Linked DNA regions of Mus musculus: regions 2 and 3 are each linked to region 1. A link is a contact called in ENCODE Hi-C or POLR2A ChIA-PET data. All regions are on one chromosome and are shown on one strand. The core of a region is the stretch at or near the end of the contact, and the rest is flanking DNA. Distances in the headings are between cores, read along the strand shown.

Region 1 (3,591 bases), core at 385-2,884:
AATTAAACTTACCCTCTTCTTGTACTTGTTAAGAAATCCAGTGCTTCCTACAATGTTTAACCTAGGGCAGTTCAAAGTAAGACTAGAAAACTTTACTATATCTGAAAGGAGAGGAGACAGGCAAGAGGATGTTTTTTCCAAAAGATCTGTTAAATCAAAAATGGTCCAAGAAGGCACTGTTTGGAATTCCTCTCCATAGCCTCTCCTGAGTTCCCCAGTTTTCTGTTGATTGGTTTCAGAAACACATAAAGTACAGTATAGAAGAGTTCATATAAAGGAAAGAAACTGAAGAATGGCCAGAGAGATCATAAAAGAAAATACACTCACAAAGAATAGACAATGGTACCATTGTGCCAAACTCTTTTAGTGAGGTAGCGTATAAACTGAAGTTTCTAAGCCAGACCATTTGGATTAACTCTTATGGGATGAGGCAATGGTATGGCTGTCTTTTGAGGGTTACACCATAGACCTTTGACTGGCCCGGAGGTCACTATGTAGACCAAGATGATGTCAATCTCAGAAAGATGACAAGTTTTTGCTTCCTGAGTTTCATGATTGAAAGCATGTGCACTTTCACACATGGCTATGCCTTCTGTTCGTTATCACAAGACCAAGTGTTTCCTATTCAGGGCCAGAGATATGTGATCTGCATCATTACTTAGGAACGCCTACTCTCTGTGAGGGGGGGGGGGTTGTTTGTTTGTTTGTTTGTTTATTTCCACTCTCTGTGAGGGTGCTTTCTCAATTTTCTCTCTAATTGGAGAGGAAGAAGGGGGAAGGGAGGAATGGAGGTGTGGGGGGGAGGATGATGGAGGAGGGGAGAGGCGAGGGGAGTCGAAAGGAGAAAACAAAAATCAAGTATAGAAATAGCCACGCTTTAACAACCTTGATAGCATCTAACAACCCCGCTATGCCCACCTTCTTCCCTTTCATATTTTCAACCTTAAGGAGAAAGGATTGTGATAGTTTTATATTCGCCTTCTAAGTGAATCACAGCGCCCAAGCTCATTATGAGGCAGAGGTCCATCCTCAAAAAACTTTCGACCTTGTTCATTTTTTACTAGCTACCTAGAAGCTCCCCGGCAGGATGAAGACTCGCTCTGGCCGCTCTATTTCTTCCGGGTAAGGGGGGTGGGTAATAAAGCCTTGAACGCCAAGAGCCCCAGAACCGCATCCTAGAAACCAAGCAAGGCAAATCTCCCTACTTAGGAGTCCCTCCTTTACAGAGACCGGTATAGCAGAACCAGACAAGCATGTCCTTCATTACGTCACGCATAGCTCCCAAGACTCCAGCTTAAGTCTTCTCCGCCTCTCCCCAAGGGGCCATCTTAGCCACCTCCCACCCTCGACTCTCATTGGCAGCTAGACCTGCTTGTTCCCGTGGTTGCTAGCAGCGACGTAGGCGGGCACAATCTTGGTCACTAAGATACTTCACTTCCGGTTCCTCTCGTCCTTCGGGAAAAACATCTCATTCGTCCGGCCAATGGTGAATGAGAAGTAGGCGGGACTTGGTTGGTTCAGACCAAACAGACGCGAGCTTGTGCGGCAATGGCGGCGGGACGGCCCCTGTAGGGCGGCTCGGGCGCCCCCACGTCCGCTTTGCGTCCTTTCCCCGGCACCGCCCCGCCCGATCCCGGATTCCGCCTGGAGCTCGCTGCTGCCTGATAGAAACGCCAGGGAGCCAAGATGGCAGCTGCCGACGGTGACGATTCGCTCTATCCTATTGCGGTGCTCATAGATGAACTCCGCAATGAGGACGTTCAGGTACGGGGATCCTTCCGTTAGAGTGTGTGGGGGAGATCGGGGACGGGGATCTTCGCGGAATGTGGGAGCGATGGCTCCGGGTTCTCCGGGAGTGGCGGAAAGCAGCGGCAGCCAATCAGAATTCAGGTCTCATCTTTCTTAATAGCAAGGTTCGATGAGATGGCAGCCTTCATTGGGTGCCCGGCCAAGCGGAGGGCAAGCCTCGAGGGTCCTACCTGAGTGCGCGCGGCCGCCCCAGATCTGGGCCTGGGCGGCCCGAGATAGGGTGGCGGTCTTGTTGCCGCCTGCCAGTCGGTGATTGGCGGCGGACTCAGAATGGCTCTTTGTAGAGAATCGGCGGGGGCGCGTGACCTGCTGAGTAGAAACCCTCAGGGGTCCTGGCGACCCGGGTAGAGTTCCCATTGCTTTTAATGTTTTCGTTTTAACTGGAAGGAGTGGGGACTGATATTGGGATTGGGGACTGATACCGAGATTTCTGTCCATTCTTCACCGACCTCCACCTTGTATTTTGGGTTAGCTCTCCTGAAGGAGGAGGAAGGAGGCGGTGAAAGTATCCTCTCCTGAGATTTAACTAGCCGTAGCTGGGGTGGGTAACGTGCACAGACCCACCTGTTCTCCGACCTGGTCCCAAGCCGGCCTGCCAAGAGAGTTGATAGTTCTGGTTCATGGGAGAAGAATGAGCCAGGACCCCAGAGTTGTCGGACTGCTTTGGATTTGAAAAAGAGGTCAGACCTCAAGGCCGCATCCTCTCACCTGAGGATGACCTTGTGTGCACATTATTTCATCGCCCCTGGCTTCTGTTTTCTACAAATAGCGGCTAATAATAGTCCTGGTTTCCCTCGGTGGCCGAGGAAAAGTAGTAAAATGAAACTGGCTGTATGTAAAGGCTCTATAAATGTTAGCAATTATTTTGGGGGTGTGGCTATTGTGGCACTGTGCTACAGCCCTCTGCTTTTCCTTTTATATAGAATTGTTCATGCTGCACTCAGTCACCTTCCTGAACCTGGGCCTATCCTCTAAGTCTTACGTATTTATGTGTGACTCTGGTTCCATTGTTGGCAAGACTGGATTTGTACTCCTGGATCTTGCAATTTTTGCAAATTGACTCAGGCAGTCTGTGTTTCTCTTCTGTTAAATGGGAATAATAATCTGGTTTTGGGTATACTGAATGAATTTATTTGCATATGTTCTGTAAACACATGCAAAGCATGAGGAATGTTATTGGGTCATAAAGGAGACCAGAGCTTGGTATAGTGGTGCATGCATGCTAGCAATCCCAGCACTCAGGAGGCAAAGGCAGTGTCAAGGCTAGCCTGGTGACACTGTATCAAGAAAGAAGCAGTCTGGTTGCTGTACAAAGGCTAGATGTGAAACAGGTAAACAGAACTAAATCTGCATATTACCACATGTAAGAAAGAATGAGACTTGTCAATGTTGAAAGAGTGAATCAGCAAGTGTTTGCTGGGCCTTTCTTCAGAGTGGTATTTTGGATAGTTGAAGAACAAAAGAACAAAACTTGCCTTAAAGGAATTAACCTTTTAGTGAGTGGTCACAGATAAATAGGCATTATGTTGACTATGGAAAATTTTAAGGAGAAAATAAGAAATGTAGAGTAAGCATGGGAAAGTCTTGTTGAAATTTGAAACAGTACCTGCTTGTTGAAGGAGCCATTAGATTCTGGGCAGAGTGTGTAACCTCTAGACAGTTGGGTGAGGAATTAGGCTAGTTGAGGGAGGCTCCTTCTAGGATGTAAAGTTTAAAAAGTTGGAGATGAATCCAGATAGAGAGAGAGAGAGAGTGTGTGTGTGTGTGTGTGTGTGTGTGTGT
Region 2 (3,583 bases), core at 464-2,963, 710 kb after region 1:
GCTTTTTAAGCTGGGGACTGATGTTTGCCTAGTCAGGGGTTCGGGGGTTGGAGGTGCAAGGCTAAATGCCTCTGCTGTGCAGTTAGTCCATCAATCACTCTAAGAGCTGGCTGCATGCCTCCTGTAGCCAATAGTTACAGTGAGTCACCAAAGTCTCCATAAAATGTGGGGCTCCCACAGGGAGACTAATGACAACTCCTGACTCTTGATATTAGCTCTTTCTAAAGCAGATAATGAGTCCAGCATGGTGGCACATGTCTGTAACCTTAGCATGCTAGAGCCAGAGTAGGTTCATCTCAGTGAATTCAAGGCCAACTTATCTTGCAAAACAACAACAAAGTCAACAAAAACAAAAATCCCATAAGATACTGATGCTACCAAGCAATAAATTACAGACTGATGTAATCATTTAAACTGTTGCCTTTAAAAACAGGTTTACATGGCAAAATCCTGTCCTGAATGAATGAATGAATGAATCCTCCCAATCTTTCTATTATTAACTATTTTACACTCACATATACATGTATATACACACAGAATGTGTGTGTGCATTTGTGCGCTCACATCAAATACTGCCCACTCTCATCTCCTACCTCTCCACTATCCTGGTTCACAATTCCAACAGTCACTCTACTGTGTCCATATCTATTCATATTGCTTGTGATCCACTGAGATGAACCAGAGCCATTTGTGAGACTGTGGGTTTGGAGCCTGATGTGTGCTGGACCCTGATATGCTAAAGGCACATCACTCTTCTAGAATCTATGAATCTATCCATAGTCAACATCTGAGAGGTTGTGTGTGCCATTCCCTAACCTACACTGACTGTGGTCTTGTGTGAGGCCAGTGCACATAAAGACAGCTGCTGTTGGTTACTGATTACAATAGTTGTATGGTCTGGAGAATGCTGTGTCGTGTCTTAGCCTTTCCCCTCCTTTTTCCCTTCTTATTTCCTAACCACCTCTTCTTCCTTGGTGGTGTCCCCAGAGGTAGAGATTGATGGTGTAGCTGACGGCTTAAGTTTTACTTATTTTCTCTATCAGGATAGTCAAGAGTCTCTGCACCCATCACTCTATTAAAAAAGGAAGGAAAGAAGGAAGGAAGGAACGACAGAAGGAAGAAATTCTATATTTTCTCTCAAAGGACTTTAAGTATGAGTCATAGAAGGCTAATGTCTTTCTGAGTTAGTGAACTGGCAAGTCTGCCTTCTTGTGGTGAAAGCAGTACACTGCGGGGTGAATTCTGCCTTGGGCTGGTAGCAAAAGCTACCAGATCTCTGACTTAAGTTCTTTAAATGTCTCTCCCTAAGTCAGAATTTCAGTATTTTGGCTTCTCATGTTTGTGTGTTGGGATGGGAGAGCCTGTTGCTGTTTGGTATGAACTATGTAGCCCAGAGGCTGGTTGTCAAGTCCAGGTGTCAGGCTATCTTGGATATAAAGGGTTCAAAACTCACTGTGTGTGTCAAACATTGGGTGCACAGCCTCCTAGCAGGTCCACTTCTCACTTCTGGTCTAGGCTGGCAGCAAGCATGAGGGGAGACTGTTCAGCCTGACATCTGGAGCTGTGTGGAAGGCAGCTTGACACAGAATGGGAGGGAGCTATCTCCGTAAGGCGGGGCCACTTACCCGGAAACAGAGGGTGTGAGGATGTGGCCTGTTGAGGCGGGTGTGTGATGTAGAAAAGTGTTCAGAGTGGGAGGAGTTAGGGGGTGACGTAAACGGAAGCTGGGAACCGGCTGATGAGGCCTGGGTAGTTGTACTGAGAGCCAAAGCCTGAGTGTCAATGACCTGTTCAGGTGCAGAGCAAGCAGGCCTGCACCGTGGGGAATCATGTGGTGCAGACCTGGGGTCAGAACACAGGGTGGACTTCGGGGAAGGTAAAACTCGGGGCTGACGTGGGCGCCGCGCGGGGAATGGTGGGGAAGTCTGCAGTGCAGCAGCTGGACCCGCCTCCCTACCGCCCTGGATCCTCCCAGGTCAGAGAAGCTGAGGGGCTGGGAAAGGGGAGGGAGGGGACCAGGCTGTGATCAGTTTCTCTGCTGTTCCTAAGGAAGCAAGCTCTGAAGTTTTGCTGTGGGTTTCTTCCCTTGTCAACACAATTTTAGGTCATATGAACTGAAGTAATCCTGATTTGTTTTTTATTGTTCACCTGATTGCCAAAATATTCATAGTAGAGTGGTCTAGGAGAATATTTGAATTTATCTTTTGATGCTTGCAAAACAGTTCTCTTTATTTAGGTGAAAAGGACAAAGCTCTTGGAATTTACATTCATCCATGCTAACTCCCTTGTTATACCCGTGAACATACTTGGTGACTTGGCATCTGCTGAGAGCTTTTAGACAGCAGTCATGAAAGGAGTGGCTGCAAATGTAATTGAATCCAAAAGCATATTTTTTTGCGAGTTTCATAGATATGGTTTTAACCATTAACATTTAAAAGTAAACTCTATACCCACCATTACCTTTCCTTCGGAGACATGCACTCCCTGATGTAAATGCAATATTCTGCTATAAATGCACCAGGCTTGTTGGCATGCATCTTTAATCCCAGCATGGGGGAGGGAGGACAGAGGCAGGCAGATCAAAGAGTTGGAGACCAGCCTGGTCTGCTTGGTGAGGTCAGGATAGCCAGAGCTACATGATGAGCTCCTGTCTCAACAACAACAAAAAACAAAAGGACAGAAAGAAAGAAAGAAAGAAAAGAAAATCGTGTTTTTGTGCTGAGTTCCTAGAACCTGGAAAGGCACAGTAGGCTATTTGAGGGTATAGGTCACAGTATTTTCACAGTTTGCGCATTATAAACCAGGTGGTATTGGCACACGCCTTTAATCCCTACATTTGGGACTAAAGGTGTGCACCAGGACAAGGACTTAAACTGCTGTTTTGTATTTTGTGGTCATTTCTCAGCCACTGGTGTGACTGTGGACTTCCAGAAGAACAGGCAGTGTCAGGACCCTTCTGGGAAGGCCTTGTTGCAGAATTTCAGCACTCTGGTTTGTGTGGGTGAGAACAGTTTGCTTCCAGCCTCCCTTGTTCCTCCTCAGGAAGAGGCAAGTTATTCTGCAATTGTGAGATCTTTGACAGTGTAAAGCTTCCATCCTTTTTTAGTCCATAATAAATTCAGAACCTCTCTAGTGTATCATATTCTCATCCCAGTCATTCAGTTCCATTTGTGCCCCTGAGACTTGACTGAGCTGTGACTGAAAGTGAGGTTCAAGTTACACTAACTGAAAATGCTTCCTAAATATTTTCAGTATTCTGACACTGCATGAGAATTGGGGGATCGCCGTAGAATTTTCTTTTTATCTCCTGAGCACAGTGCTGTGCCAGAAATGAAGGTGCTTGCTAAATACTCTTTTTCTCATGTGCAGGGTTCACTGATCACCCAGACCTGCTTATCTGTGGAAACCTAGAAGGTGGAGAGGGAGGAGACAGTACCTAAGGATCCAGGTATGTTGGAGGATTGGTGAAAGGATGGCAAGGGATTCAAGTGAATGTGGAAGTGGGACATGAAATCAGTTTTGCCACTTTCTGTTTCACTAGAAATAATTCTGGAGACTTCCACTGAGACAAAATCACCTCAGA
Region 3 (3,716 bases), core at 1,099-3,598, 790 kb after region 1:
GTGGTCATTTCAAGCACGCATTACTAAATAATACAACATCTAGCAGTTCATTGGTGGTAGAACTCAGCATGCACAAACTGAGGATTTTCCTGTATGTTCCAGAATATGTCAGTAAATAACAGTTGACAAACTTTATATGGTCATCATCTGTCTCATCTGAGACCAGTACTGTGAGAAATCCTTGTAATTTCTGAATAAATCAGGAGTGGCCATGTGCCTCTTTCTCATACCGTGTCTAAGGTAGACCAGGAGCTAAACCAAGAACCCTGGGCTGCAAAGAACGGGGAGATAGTAATCAAACAAAGAGTCAGATTTGAGTGGATGAAAGAGCCCAAGTAAGGAGTTCAGTCAAGTTGAAAACATACTTGAAAATGATTTTTCCTTGCTGTTTCTCAAGAAACAAGTCTTCTTTTTCTATTTAACTTTTCATTTATTTTGAGGATTTCATGAATGAGTATTGTGTGTTTACATCATTTTCACCTCTTTTAACTGTGTGTGTGTGATTCCTGGTGAGTCAATTTAGTGTTGTGAGGTACATGTATTTATGGATAAACACTTGGAATTAAATAAACGATCAGTTTTAGAGATTAGAAGGTGTTTGATAGTTTTCACTCAGGAAATTGCCAAGTTTTCAGTCTTGGTCAAGAATGATGTGTGGTGGCACACACCTTTAATCCAAGCACTTGGGAGGCAGAGGCAGGCGGATTTCTGAGTTTGAGGCCAGCCTGGTCTACAGAGTAAGTTCCAGGATAGCCAGGGCTAGACAGAGAAACCCTGCCTCAAAAAACCAACAAAACAAAACAAACAAAACAAAACGAATGATGTGTAATGTAATCTAGGGTTACTGGTTTTTGTTGTTTTTCTTTAATGATATCTCTTCAGTTTGTTGATCTATATTTTGACTAAAATACATGGGCTATAGTTTTTAAAGTTTAAAAACTGTACATATTTGTTTTTAATAAGTAAAACAGTATTTTTAGTATAACATTGAAGCTAAATGGAAAAATATCTTGCCTCTAATTTGAAGCACTCATATTTTATTATTTCAGCATGTGAGAAGCAAAGGATAATTACTTGGCTTATTTTGTGAAATTGGTAACTCAGTGGGATGGCTTCCTTGGGAATCTTTTTCCCTGGGGGATATAACCCCCAAATATTTTACTTGATTTTTTTTAACACAAATTGTATGTTTGTTCTATTTTAGATTTGATCAGTCCAACACAAGTAGGCAGCATTGTAATTAGAGTCCTATTTTATGTGTGTTGATGCTGTGTTCATAAAATTTAGCCACTTAAGTGGCTGAAGAACTTAACTTTGTAGTTTCTACGAGAGGCACTTGGCCACGGAAGTATTTGTTTATGTTCTGCTTAAAGAGCAAAAGGGTTTTGTTGTCCCAGTCAGTAATGGGAATGACAAGGTTTTCCCATGAAGAACAGTGTCTTTACCCAAAGCAGTATGTGCCTGATGTCAAGTAAAGGGTGGGAGGGTCGAATTCCTTTCAATGTCTGTAAAGAAATTGATGCCTGCCAATGTGCTGTCAGAAAGCCTTTAAACAAAGAATCCCAAGATCAAAGCATCAAAGATTCAGGATGTTGATACTCCACGCGACCTGTGACATAAACACTGAAGACATATTGCTCTGAAGAAACAACAACAACACATACACACATAGACACACGCAAAGGGACATGCACAACGTTTACCAGGAAAATTAAGGAAGTCAAAAATGCCAGGAACAGATTACCAAGAAATATAGCCTATGTTTACTGAGAGCTTCTACTTTTTTTTTTTTTTTTCAAGACTGGATCTCGTTATGTAGCCCTGGCTGTGCTGGAACTCACTCTGTAGGCCAGGCTGGCCTTGAACTCAGGCCTGGCTCTGCCTTCTGAGTGCTGAGATTTTACAGGCTTGCAACACTACTGCCCAGTGAATTTCCTTTTTCCCCGTTACTTCATATTAAGTTTTCCTTAACACCTGGCCTTATTGGATTCATCTATTTAGTCCTCATTTTTCTCTCCACCCTTTGCTTGTGATTTCTTGATCTCCAGTCATTTTGTTCTGTCATTTTTAAGTTTCGTTCAGATATTTGAACCCTTTCTTTGGGCTTTCACGCCATTGAACAGTCTCTAGAACTGTTTTGTAGTCTGCCTCTAATTTGCCGTCCTTAGAGAACACTGCCCCCTTTTCACCCTTTCCCATGGCAATTGACATTTCTTAAGGTGTCTGCCGCCCAGTGGGCGTTGGATACTTGCAGTTTTCAGAACAACATAGCTGGGACCCTTGGGAAAGTAAACGGAACAGGAAGTAGGTGGGCGGGATTGGGTACGGTGAGAGGACACTTAATAGTGGGTGGGACCAGAGTAGGCAACATATTCCCAAAAGCGGGAGAGGGCCTCAGCAAAACTCGCCTTTCCCTCAGAAATTTCCGGGGACACCTAGTGCAGAATCTGGGCCAAGGACACTGCCCAGGGTCTTGCGGAGACGTGAAAACTCCCGAGAGCCGCAGGTGCCGCGCGGGGCATCCTGGTAGAGTCAGCAGCGCGGCGGCGGAAACCGCAGCCCGGCGGCCCTGGAACCTCCCAGGTCAGAGGCGCTGCGGGGCTGGAGCGGAGTAGGGTGTGATCGGTTTCTGGGCTACTCATTAGGACTCTGCTCTCATGAGCTCCTAAGAACTGGACAATTCCTGACTTTTTTTTTTCTTGTAAGGTTTTCAACATATTCTCTTAAAAATCTCACAATTCTCTTTGTTAGTTCGGAAAGAACAAAACACTTTAAATTATCCAAGCTTTTCAAGAGAGTAGCATTTAGAGCTGGTGGATTGTCAACCTAAAAAACTTGTTAGATATTAGTCACATAAGGATCGACAGAAGAATCACAAATATATTTTCACAAACTCCACAGTTATAGTTGTAATCATTAATATTTACTCTGTAGAATTTTATCACTAACTTGACATCTGAGATGCACACATTCTATGATGTAAATACAGTACTCAAAATCTTGTATTCCAGGTGAGGGTCTTAATGTTACATCTTAGAGTCCAGAAAGTCACCTTATGCATGCTGAGTGTGAAGATATCAGACCCTACAGTATGTTCAGTGACAAAGCACCACAGTAGAAAGGACCTTTGCATAACTGTGGCTGCTTACTTACTTCAGAAAACAGTCTCCAATTCAATGTGCCCTTGGTTCATAACCTGCACTTTACTCAAGGGCAGGTGGCCAAAGTGTTGCTTTTTATTTCAGGATTTGTTGATCTCCAGTGATGTGGCTGTGGACTTGTCCCAGGAAAAGAGGGAATGCCTACACTCTCTTCACGGGGCTTTTTGCATAGAGACTTCATGTTAGAATTAAAGTGGGATAAGGTAGAAAAGACCATTTATTTGATACTGAATTACTGATTTATTGAATGATTTACTTAAAGCACTGCTGTAGTGTTCTGCAACTTCATCTTGCTACTTGGAACAGAATGACCTGGAGAGGTGGCGGAAACAAAAGTCTTGCCCTTACCTACCTTACCCGCAAAGCTTACATCTGTCAGCTGTAACCTGCATTTGAAAAACCTCCAAGCTAACTGCCTTGATGCTTCAGGGAAGTCCTGCTTACTTTCCTTCTGGCCCCACCTTGTGCTTATAGACTATAAAATGCATATAGGAACTGGCCTGGAGACCAGGCCTTTCAGAGCTCTCCCACCTTTGGTCCATCTGTGACATCTAT

The links. Hi-C counts contacts between places; a loop is a spot of excess contacts on that map. ChIA-PET counts read pairs that join two places held with the same protein, here RNA polymerase II (POLR2A).
Region 2: a loop to region 1 is called in a map of v-Abl transformed pro-B cells, with 4 times the contacts of the local background. The contact joins the promoter of Zfp983 here to the promoter of Ppp2r1a in region 1. A Hi-C loop is called at or near these places in 2 of 37 maps with a recorded cell type or tissue (T-helper 17 cell and v-Abl transformed pro-B cells). POLR2A ChIA-PET finds 5 or more read pairs at or near these places in 2 of 5 experiments (Patski and embryonic stem cell).
Region 3: a loop to region 1 is called in a map of v-Abl transformed pro-B cells, with 3 times the contacts of the local background. The contact joins the promoter of Zfp229 here to the promoter of Ppp2r1a in region 1. A Hi-C loop is called at or near these places in 1 of 37 maps with a recorded cell type or tissue (v-Abl transformed pro-B cells). POLR2A ChIA-PET finds 5 or more read pairs at or near these places in 1 of 5 experiments (embryonic stem cell).

What each region holds. Positions count from the first base shown.
Region 1 is chr17:20,943,820-20,947,410 of GRCm38, forward strand. It overlaps Ppp2r1a (protein phosphatase 2, regulatory subunit A, alpha), which reads left to right and starts at 1,635. Exons shown (of 15, transcript NM_016891.3): 1 at 1,635-1,764. The coding sequence starts at 1,687.
Region 2 is chr17:21,648,898-21,652,480 of GRCm38, forward strand. It overlaps Zfp983 (zinc finger protein 983), which reads left to right and starts at 1,714. Exons shown (of 7, transcript NM_001357098.1): 1 at 1,714-1,975; 2 at 2,906-3,048; 3 at 3,370-3,448.
Region 3 is chr17:21,731,376-21,735,091 of GRCm38, forward strand. Zfp229 (zinc finger protein 229) reads left to right here and starts at 2,349. Exons shown (of 6, transcript NM_001164676.1): 1 at 2,349-2,583.